Regions from separate parts of the Homo sapiens genome. Here all the other regions are linked to region 2. A link is a loop called in an ENCODE intact Hi-C map of the cell type or tissue named here. Cell type or tissue: B cell. All regions are shown on one strand.

Region 1 (2,500 bases), 270 kb before region 2:
CTCATTCTTCAGGTGTCAGCCTCCATGTTACTTTCTCAGACTGTCTTTCTCTGACTTCTCCCATCTAGATTATATCCCTTTGATAGTCTCTTTAGTAGACCCTTTGTTCTTTTTCTTCATAACACTTAACACAATTTATATTTACAGTTTTTAATGCCATAGTCTGTTGTCAAATTTTCCACGAGGACAATAATCATGTTTTCTGTTCACCATTATATGTGTAGCACTGAGCACAGGGCCTGACAGAAAAGACCCTTATTGAGTAAATGAATGAATGAATGGCTTCCTGTGAGTGAACATGGAATGTGAGAGATTTCTTCCTCTTTAAATACCACTGCTGATAAAGTACTAAGGCAGAATAATTGATAAAGTAGATCATGGGCCAAATTCTGCCTTTAGATATCAAAAGGAATCTTTAGAGAGGAAAGATCACCCTAGTTTAAAAGGATTCATGTAGGAGATGGGAATTGGAACTGATTTCTGATGAGGAGGCATGGCATTTCAACTCTGGAAAGAGCATAAGGTACAGATATAGGCATTAGAATCTTAATAACAACAATTAACTGACATTTATTTACTTTTGGTATTTTGTTTTGTTCTTGTTTTTGAGACAGAGTCTAACTCTGTTGCCCAGGCTGGAGTGCAATGGTGTGATCTCAGCTCACTGCAACCTCCGACTCCCAGGCTCAAGTAATTCTCATGCCTCAGCCTCCCAAGTTGCTGGGATTACAGGTGTGCATCACCACACCTGGTTTTTGTATTTTTAGTAGAGACGGGGTTTCGTCATGTTGGCCAGGCTGGTCTTGAAATCCTGGCTTCCAGTGATCCACCCACCTCAGCCTCCCAAAGTGCCGGGATTACAGGCGTGAGCCACCACGCCCAGCTTGATATTTATGGAACTCAAATGTACTAAGTGTCTATATTCATTATCTGATTTGAGACACTGTAATTTAGGAGAGGCAGTAGCACAGGAATTGAAAGTTCAGTCTTCGGATTCCAATCACAGCAGAGTAAGCTTGGGCAATTATTTAACATCTCTGTGCCTCTGTGGGCTTAGTCCCTTGCATGATTGCCTTCTGGAAATCCATAGGAAAGGCTTTTCCTGGACTTCCATCGGCTTTTGGGATCCTAGAATTCTTTTTTCCTTCCTTGACAGGAAATATGTACAGGAAGAACAAGGTCCTCTCTGCCTTGTGTTTGTCAGTATTTCTTGTGACTATTTTCTCCTAAACATAAGGTTTTTCTGAGTTCAAGGATTTTGGGGCTGATCAAAGAAGAGATGTGACCACAAGGTGGCAGTAGCATGCAACAAGCTTTATTTGGGTGGTGCTTGACAGACTGCATGTAAGGAGGACATCCCTCACAGCTGGACACCTTCCAGAGGCAGAGGTGTATGGCCACCATGCAGAAGGGGAAGAAGGCAAGGGAACTACTCCTGGGGTAGGGGAGAAGCAGAAATGGGGTTTATCTGTCTAGGATGTTGTACAGCTACAAGATAAGATAGGGAGTCTCTGAGTTAGAGAACTTGGAAGGGCAGCAGAGGTTTGGGGTCTTTTATAGCTCTATGCTTTGTCTTATCTTTGGTTAACAGATGCCAGGTACGGTTTTATCTTTGGCTAGCAGGCAGACTCTAAATGGCTAAAAACATGGCCATCTGAGCTATGTGTGTGTGTGTGTGTGTGTGTGTGTGTGTGTATGTATATATATATATATATATATATATATATATATATATATATATACTTTTTTTTTTCTTTGAGATGGAGTGTTGCTCTGTATCCCAGGCTGGAGTGCAATGTCTCACTGCAACCTCCACCTCCTGGGTTGAAGAGATTCTCCTGCCTCAGCCTCCCAAGTAGCTGGGACTACAGGCATGCACCACCATGCCCGGATAATTTTTGTAATTTTTAGTAGAGATGGGGTTTCACCATGTTGGCCAGGCTGGTCTCAAACTCCTGACCTCAGGCAATCTGCCTGCCTTGGCCTCCCAAAGTGCCGTGATTACAGGCGTAAGCCACTGCACCCGGCCCATCGGAGCTACATTTGAGCAATTACATGGATAAAATTTTGAGCTTAGATAAGGTAAGTTTTGAGCTAATGGTCCCAGACTGACGTGAAGAAGCAAACAATATGCGCCCAATATACTCAGGCCGTCTTTAACACCTTTATTTTCCTAACTTTTAATTCATTGATTTTTGAAACTGGAGTTGCTGAAATTCTAATTTACATTAAATTATTAAGGTTTACTAATTAAGCCTTTAAATAATATTTCTGTAAATTTTTAAAACCTGACTTTTGATACAGATGCCAACATTTTAAAGCTGTCTTGGATTTTAAGAGTCTCAATATTATCTATAAAAATCTTTTTAGCAATTACCTTGGCTGAGTGCTCATATACAAAATAAACTGATTAAATCAAGGGAGCTATTGGATCCTCTCTAGTTCCAAAACCCTAATGAAGGGTTTTATGAAAATTAAAACCCAAAGTCTTACCACAGAA
Region 2 (2,500 bases):
TAGAAGGAACAGTATTGGGACAACTCTCCTTTGAATTAGTAGATGGAATCCAAGTACCACAATACCTCCATTTTCAAAAGATATCATAATATCCGCTTCTCCTGAGTTTATTCTGACAAAGCTCAGAGGGACGGCGCTACTCCAGGCCTGCAAGGCCATCTCCACTGCTTTGTCCACCTCGACAGAACTCATGGAAGGTGTGTATTTAGATATTCTGTGAAAACGGAAGGAACATGTTTTCTTTTCAGTAACTGCTCCGAAGAAGGCAAGAATTATATGTTGTATTCAAAAAATGTTAAATGTAAATCTACAATTTAGATTTTTCTCTGAAATAATAATTCTTATTTTGCTTTATTATATGTTAAATTTCTGCATATGAAACAACAAGACAAATGAAAGGGAGAGATGAGAGACAGTTGGGATAATCCGGTACTGAAACCATTTAGCTTTCATTGTTATTATACTACCACCGACTTAAAAGAATAAAATTTGTGGCCGGGCGCAGTGGCTCACGCCTGTAATCCCAGCACTTTGGAAGGCTGAGGTGGGAGGATCACTTGAGGTCAAGAGTTCGAGATCAGCCTAGCCAAGATGGTGAAACCCCATCTCTACTAAAAATACAAAAATTAGCTGGGCGTGGTGGTGCAAACCTGTAGTCCCAGTTACTTGGGAGGCTGAGGCAGAAGAATCATTTGAACCTGGGAAGTGGAGGTTGCAGTGAGCCAAGATCGGGCGACTGCACTCCAGCCTGGGTGACACAGTGAGACTTCACTCAAAAATAATTAAATAAATAAATAAGATAAATAAAACTTGTGAAATGTTACAGGTAGTAAGTAGTCAATTTTTCTTAAAGTCGTTTTCATTGAGAGAGGACCTCTTTTTCCCCAAAGGGACTGGATGTTTTCAATTATAAAAAATAGAAATGTGGAGTTTTGAAGTTTTGCTAATTCTTATTCAAAGCTCCTCAGGATTTCCCCAGGGCTATTGGGGAAGGTTTTTTTTTCCCTCAGAATAATGCATTCTTTTCTTTTTTCTTTTTCTTTTCTTTCTTTTTTTTTTTTTTTGAGATGGAGTTTTGCTCTTGTCGCCCAGGCTGGAGTGCAATGGCATGATCTCTGCTCACTGCAACCACTGCCTCCCAGGTTCAATTGATTCTCCTGCCTCAGCCTCCTGAGTAGCTGGGATTATAGGTGCCCGCCACCACGCCGGGCTAATTTTTATATTTTTGGTGGAGACGGGGTTTCACCATGTTGGCCAGGCTGGTCTTGAACTGCTGACCTCAGGTGATCCGCCCTCCTCAGCCTCCCAAAGTGCTCGGATTACAGGCGTGAGCCACTGCCCCCAGCCCAAAATAATACATTCTTAAAGAGGAAGGGCTAGCTTTAAAAACGGAGGCTCACTGGAATTGAAAAAAGGGTGAGCCTTTCAGCAATTACTGGTGTGACGATGACACCTGAAGGCAGAAAAATGTAGTGCTTTTTGGACTGTGGGTGGAGTCAGAGTTGGTGATTGTTAGAACTTTCTGCTCTGAAGCCCAGGGTCTGGGGATTTCTGGCAGCACACAAAGGAAAGGCAGGGAGGGCAACTTCTACCCGAGACCTTGGGCTGGGCTGGAATATGATGCAAAGTGAGAAGCTGTGTCTGTGAGAGCCAACCCCATGAGCAGGGACCGGCCCTGCTTTCTCTCTCTCTCTCTAGCTCCTAGTTTAGTGCCTTGCACATAGCAGATGCTTAGCAATTGCTTGATAAATAAATGAATGAATTAAAGAATTAAAGCTAGCTGTTTTAGGGCCCACTCAGTGGCTCTCGAAGTTTAGGACCTGTGATAATTACCTAGGAAGCTTGTTAAAAATACAGGTATGATCCAGAAATCTGTGTTTTGAAAGGTATCTTAGGTTATTATAATGCAGATGGTGCAATTTCAATGAGAAACCAACAGCAGTAATCCTAGGGTCCCAAATGAAAGGACTGTGCCCACAGAAAGGATAGCAAATAGCTCAATTCAGGACTTGAGAGGGAAGGAACAAGGAGCTCTTTAACCCCAGGTTTGGGGCCAAAAGAAGAGAGCTATAGAATTGAAGGGGGATACCAGACAGACCCTTAAAGGGACTATTTAATGCTTTCAAAATATGCCAAGCCCACTGCATAATATGAGTCTGCAATTTATCACAACTAGGTGGACTTAGTACTTTGACATGCCCTCGCATTTTTGGTAAGTCAGCCATATCTTTGAGCTGACTTTGTGTGTTGGCCTGGAGAAGACAAGGAAGGAGAGAGGGATAGCACCAGAGAAGAAGAGAACATGGAAAAAGGGATCCCCGAATCAGGGTCTGGAGCTTGATAAAGCAATAGTAATACTAGCCAATATTCTTTGAAGTCACACTATGTGCTGTTGCTGTATGCACTTTTTAATGTGGCATTTATCTAATCCTCACTTCGACCCCTAAGAGGAAGATCATCATCATCATCTACATGTTATGATTAGTCAGGTTTGAGCCCA
Region 3 (2,500 bases), 250 kb before region 2:
TCTGATTCCTCTCCTTCCTTTAGTTTGTATATTTAATCTATCAGAAGTCTTTTCATTTCTGTCTTCATAACATATGCCAAATCTGACTACATCTCACCATCTCCACCACTGTTTTTTTTTTTTGAGATGGAGTCTTGCTCTGTTGCCCAGGCTGGAGTGCAGTGGCGCAATTTTGGCTCACTGGAAGCTCCACCCGCCGGGTTCACGCCATTCTCTTGCCTCAGCCTCCCAGGTAGCTGGGACTACAGGCGCCCACCACCACGCCCGGCTAATTTTTTGTATTTTTTTTTAGTAGAGATGGGGTTTCACTGGATTAGCCAGGATGGTCTCGATCTCCTCACCTCATGATCCGCCCGCCTTGGCTCCCAAAGTGCTGGGATTACAGGCATGAGCCACCATGCCCGGCCCTCCACCACTATTAACCTAATCCAAACTACCGTCATCTGTGTCTAACATCCTAACAAGTCTTCCTGATTCTGGTTTACCCCATTAAAGTAACATCTCCACCGAGCTGCCAGAGTCATCTTCTGAAAACACAAGTCAAGTTTTATCAGTTGCATGCTTGAAACACTCCTAGAATATTCTACCAAACTTAGAATAAAATATAAACTCTTAGGAAGCCTCTGCTTATCTGGGCATTGTCCTCCTTTTTTTACCTTCTACCACCTTCTTTCTGTTTCTTGATCATGTCAAGCTTTTCCCTCAATTTAAGGTTTTTACACTTGCTGTTCTCTTTGCTTAGAAGACTTCTTTGAGATATTTCCATAGCTCACTCCTTTTTCCCCCCAGTATTAATAATTTTACATGTAATAGATGTATACATTCTTCATAAGGGAAAGAAAACTAAATGCTGTAGGCAATGCCAAATTCCCCTCTGATGCTTACATACAGTTCTGTTTCTAACTTCTAATACCCAGAGCTCAGTAGCATGGGCTAGGTATATACCAGTTTAGTTCGTTTGTATATTTTTAAATTTTTTCACAGTAGTCCAGCATATATTGCATTTTATTTATCCATTCCCTATTGAGAGCTATTCCTGTTATTTTCTGTTTTTTTTTTTCTGCTGTAAATATTGCTGTAATGATCCTCTAATGTGTCTCTTATCTTGAACATAAAGTATTTCCTCAAGGCATGCGCTTAAAAATGAAATAGAGCTCATTCCTTGTTATTTAAATCTTTGTTCTGGTGCCATTTCTTCGGACACGGATTCCACGCGTGTTTGAACAAGAGGGGACATTGTTGACGTTGTATATTTATTATAAGTTTCCAGAAGATGGCAGTAGTGTCTTGAAGAATTATGTCTTTTTGTATTTTTTCATAAAAGTATCATATGGGCTAGCATTGACTCTTAGCAGAAAATGCTTCCCTGACTACCCTATCTAAAATGACTTCCTGCTTCCTGGTTTCTTTTAATGACCTTACACTACTTTTTTCTTCAGAGCATCTGTCACTGTCTAAAATCATACTGCCTTAATTACTTCTGAAGCCATACTTTTTCACTACATCTTCTGGGTGAACTGATCTTCTATTTTACTATACTTCCCATTTTTGTTTATGTTATTCTCTCTACCTCAGCAATCCACTTGTCTAGACCCTGTCCATCCTTCAAGTCCAAACTCTAATGCGCCACTTTTCCATGAAGTCTTTGTGATTTCCCCCCACTTTCCTGGCTGGAGAAGATTATTTCTCACTTCTAAGTTCGTATAGCATATTGGTTTCCAGAAATGACTATACATCAGAATCATTTGGGAAATATTCAAAAGATACAGATTCCTAATTCTTATCCTTAGAGAATCTTTCATTAAGTAAGTCTAGGATGTAGCCAGAGAGGTGGGTTTTGTAAAAAGTATAGCATATTAATTGTATTCTCATTTGACCATTATGAAGTTCAAACTTTTATTGGAGTTATAGGTAATCGATGCATATAGCTCATCTCCTTTACCAGAATATGAGAGTAAAGGATGAATAAAGATTGTGCCATGATACTTTTTTCCATAGGTTTATGTTTGTGGAATTTAATATTAGCATGTTTCTTTTCAAATAGTTATTCATTTTGGACCTGGAGAAAGTTCTTCAGAAGATGCTGTCATGATGAATACACCTGTGGTTAAATCTGCCTTGGAAATGGGCTTTAATAGAGACCTGGTGAAACAAACAGTTCAAAGTAAAATCCTGACAACTGGAGAGAACTATAAAACAGTTAATGATATTGTGTCAGCACTTCTTAATGCTGAAGATGAAAAAAGAGAAGAGGAGAAGGAAAAACAAGCTGAAGAAATGGCATCAGGTATTTGGGGATGTTAGTCACCTGCATTGTTTCTCAGTGGAGCTCTTAGGACTGTCTCACATGTTACAGGACACCATGCTTGTTTCACATCCACTAACTGCTGGTAGCAGTCCTCCAGTCATTTCGAAACCATCCCTCCTTTTCTACCCCTTTCAATTGCTTCTAGTTGAGAACCATTGACTGCCGCTTTTTTCTATACATTTATTTTCGGAT
Region 4 (2,500 bases), 66 kb before region 2:
CACTTTGGCATAAGGATCATATTAAGCTGAAGGCAATTGAGAAGAAGCAGATACAAGAAAAGCTCTCTGCCTTTTCCCTATTTGCCTAAAAGTGTGACATAAATTTGTAAACTAGCTATTATCTTCCATTAGTTAGTTCCCTTGTGCATTTCCCTTCACATAATTTGCAGCTATAGAAACTCAAAGCCCTTTTCTTTTGTTTTGTCATTTCTCTAAAAATTTGTTGTTCTTCTGTTAAGATGCTATTTAAATCCAAGTTCTTACTACTGCTTTGAGGTACTCATCACTGAATGCTCCTTTGTGTAAACACATGTTAATCAACGTTTGTCTTTTTACTGTGAATTTGTCTTTGTTGGTCTAATTTTTAGGGCCTCAGCCAGAGAACCTAGGAGGGTAGAGGGAATAATATTTTTTCTACCCTACATTAGTCATAGGGAACTCCCACAGGGCTGAAAGTATGGGCTGGGGAAGAGCTATTGGTGCAAAAGACATAGGTGACGTGAGAGGTTTGGCTACTTGGTCATGTGAAGAGTCTCCTACGTTTCCTTAAACTCAATAGCTGTTTTTTTTTTTTTTTTTTTTTTTTTGATAATTTGCATTTGATTATTTTTGGTCTTTTTCCTCTCAATGCAAATCATGATTAAATTATATAGCATGCCACTACATTTTTTTTTGTGGCATTTAATAATCGATTCAATACTTTTGCCATCAGGATTTTCTTTTGCCTACTTTTTTGTTTTGAGGAAGTTGTATTCATTTGTGGTGAAGGAAAGAATTCTCTAATGTTTTATATATTCCTTGGAAGGAAGTCTGACATCATGTTACATACTAGTTATTTCAGTCTGAGAATTTCCTAAGGTGTTTGTACCATTAGAAGTGTTCTGCTTGGTAAATACAAAACTCCACCAGTTCTTCTTTTTCAGGGCCTGCTTCATTGACTGAACTTCCCCAACCTGCATGTGTAGCCTCATCACAGATTGCCTAAAATGATGTCACATTGCCATACATTATTAGCAGAGTTATTTTGTATAAGGGACATTCTTTTTCCTTAGGGACCTGTGTTTGGAGTATGCTTATGAGCCAGACAGAGAATTGGGGAAGCAGAATTGAAGTTCCTGGTTGGTTATAAATAATGTGTGTGGGTAGCATGATGCTGGAGGTGTTGGTACAGCACCCACAACGCACTTGACCACATTTATGAGTCCCTTGAGGCGGTGACCGATCATGACCCTGGTTTGTGTTCACAGAACTGGTTTGTGGCCTGACATGCAGGAGGCAATGTAGGGTGGTAGAAACAACATGGACTTTGAAATAAGGAACCTCTGGATTGAAATCTCAAAATTTAGATGTGGGTAGGGTATTAACTTCCCTGGGCCTAATTTCTTACCTCAAACATGTTAATATAGAAGGTCTAAAACTTTCTTGTTTCTGGCCTCCCGGGTCTTAGTGATTTTTTTCATAGTGCCCTTAGGCCAGAAAAATGACCAACAATCCTGTTTATTAACGGTCCTGTTTATTTAATTAGGTCTAAATCAACTTATTAAGTATGTCCCAACAACTTGGTAGCTATTTAAAAAAAATACCCATAAACTGAAAGAAAAAATAAATTTTAATTTTATTCTTAAATAGTCACAATTCCTTATGGATGGAATTTGTGTGCCTTTTGGATACCATACAATTTCTTGATTTTTGGAATAAGGTCAATTGATTTTCATTCAGTGTTTCCTTTTTTTTTTTTTTTGAGACGGAATCTCGCACTGTCACCTGGGTTGGAGTGCAGTGGCGCGATCTTGGCTCACTGCAACTTCTGCCTTCCGAGTTCAAGTGATTTTCCTGCCTCAATCTCCTCAGTAGCTGGGATTACAGGTATCTGCCACCATGCCCAGCTAATTTTTAGTAGAGAAGGGGTTTCACTATGTTGGCCAGGCTGGTCTCGAACTTCTGACCTCGTGATCTGCCCACCTTGGCCTCCCAAAGTGCTGGGATTACAGGCGTGAGCCACCGCACCCGGCCTCACAGTGTTTGCTTTTTATTACAGCAACAGCAGAAAACCCAGCTTTGCAAAATTCAGTGATATCTAATGGAATATAGCGTCATCTACTATTGAAATTGTGAACTACTTCGAGCAGTTTGTGAAGTGTCCAGCAAACATCGAGTGTCACTGTATTTCCCTTGAAAATTTGAAGTATTCTGTGGGTTCACATTTGCAGCTCAGGTTTCTCAACATGCAGTTTGAGAACTGTGCATAGAATTGAGAAGACGTATGTGCAGGGATGTTGTGAGAATGAATGTTATAGTGATTAGGCAGTACCTGATGCATCATAGGTGCCCAATAAAGCAGCTAAGGACATGTGCTTGTTGAAAGAAGGAGAAGGGGAGGGGAGGAGAAATGGAAGGAGAAGCGGAAGGGAGGAGAAATGGAGGGAGCAAGGGATAGAGGACTCAGAAAAATATGGCTCATAACTTGATCCAGCAAAGATTCCTCTGAAAAATAAAATCT

The links. Hi-C counts contacts between places; a loop is a spot of excess contacts. Peaks named below come from ENCODE experiments on the same cell type or tissue, not always from the same donor. Only the 100,000 strongest peaks of a DNase experiment are listed, where the experiment ranks them.
Region 1: a loop joins it to region 2, with 15 times the contacts of the local background. A loop is called at or near these places in 39 of 110 quality-filtered maps.
Region 3: it touches region 2 in a loop (19-fold over the local background); 14 of 110 quality-filtered maps call a loop at or near these places.
Region 4: it touches region 2 in a loop (6-fold over the local background); 4 of 110 quality-filtered maps call a loop at or near these places.

Annotation. Positions count from the first base shown.
Region 1 is chr11:102,340,647-102,343,146 of GRCh38, forward strand. No RefSeq gene overlaps it. Among named protein-coding and RNA genes, the nearest start is that of BIRC2, 5.3 kb to the right of the region's middle. In B cell, CTCF peaks have their summits at 1,289 (motif pointing right) and 1,497; a DNase peak (open chromatin) is centred at 1,305; H3K27ac peaks cover 1,421 bases.
Region 2 is chr11:102,611,690-102,614,189 of GRCh38, forward strand. MMP20 (matrix metallopeptidase 20) reads right to left here. Exons shown (of 10, transcript NM_004771.4): 3 at 66-214. Among named protein-coding and RNA genes, the nearest start is that of MMP20, 12 kb to the right of the region's middle. In B cell, CTCF peaks have their summits at 1,439 and 1,642; a DNase peak (open chromatin) is centred at 1,482; H3K4me3 peaks cover 290 bases.
Region 3 is chr11:102,366,262-102,368,761 of GRCh38, forward strand. It overlaps BIRC2 (baculoviral IAP repeat containing 2), which reads left to right. Exons shown (of 9, transcript NM_001166.5): 6 at 2,045-2,287. Among named protein-coding and RNA genes, the nearest start is that of BIRC2, 20 kb to the left of the region's middle. In B cell, CTCF peaks have their summits at 1,319 (motif pointing right) and 1,518; DNase peaks (open chromatin) are centred at 1,360 and 2,380; H3K27ac peaks cover 864 bases.
Region 4 is chr11:102,546,129-102,548,628 of GRCh38, forward strand. No RefSeq gene overlaps it. Among named protein-coding and RNA genes, the nearest start is that of MMP7, 17 kb to the left of the region's middle. RefSeq lists silencers at 911-1,020, 1,171-1,220. In B cell, no CTCF peak of the experiment used is centred here; DNase peaks (open chromatin) are centred at 503 and 1,063; H3K27ac peaks cover 1,663 bases.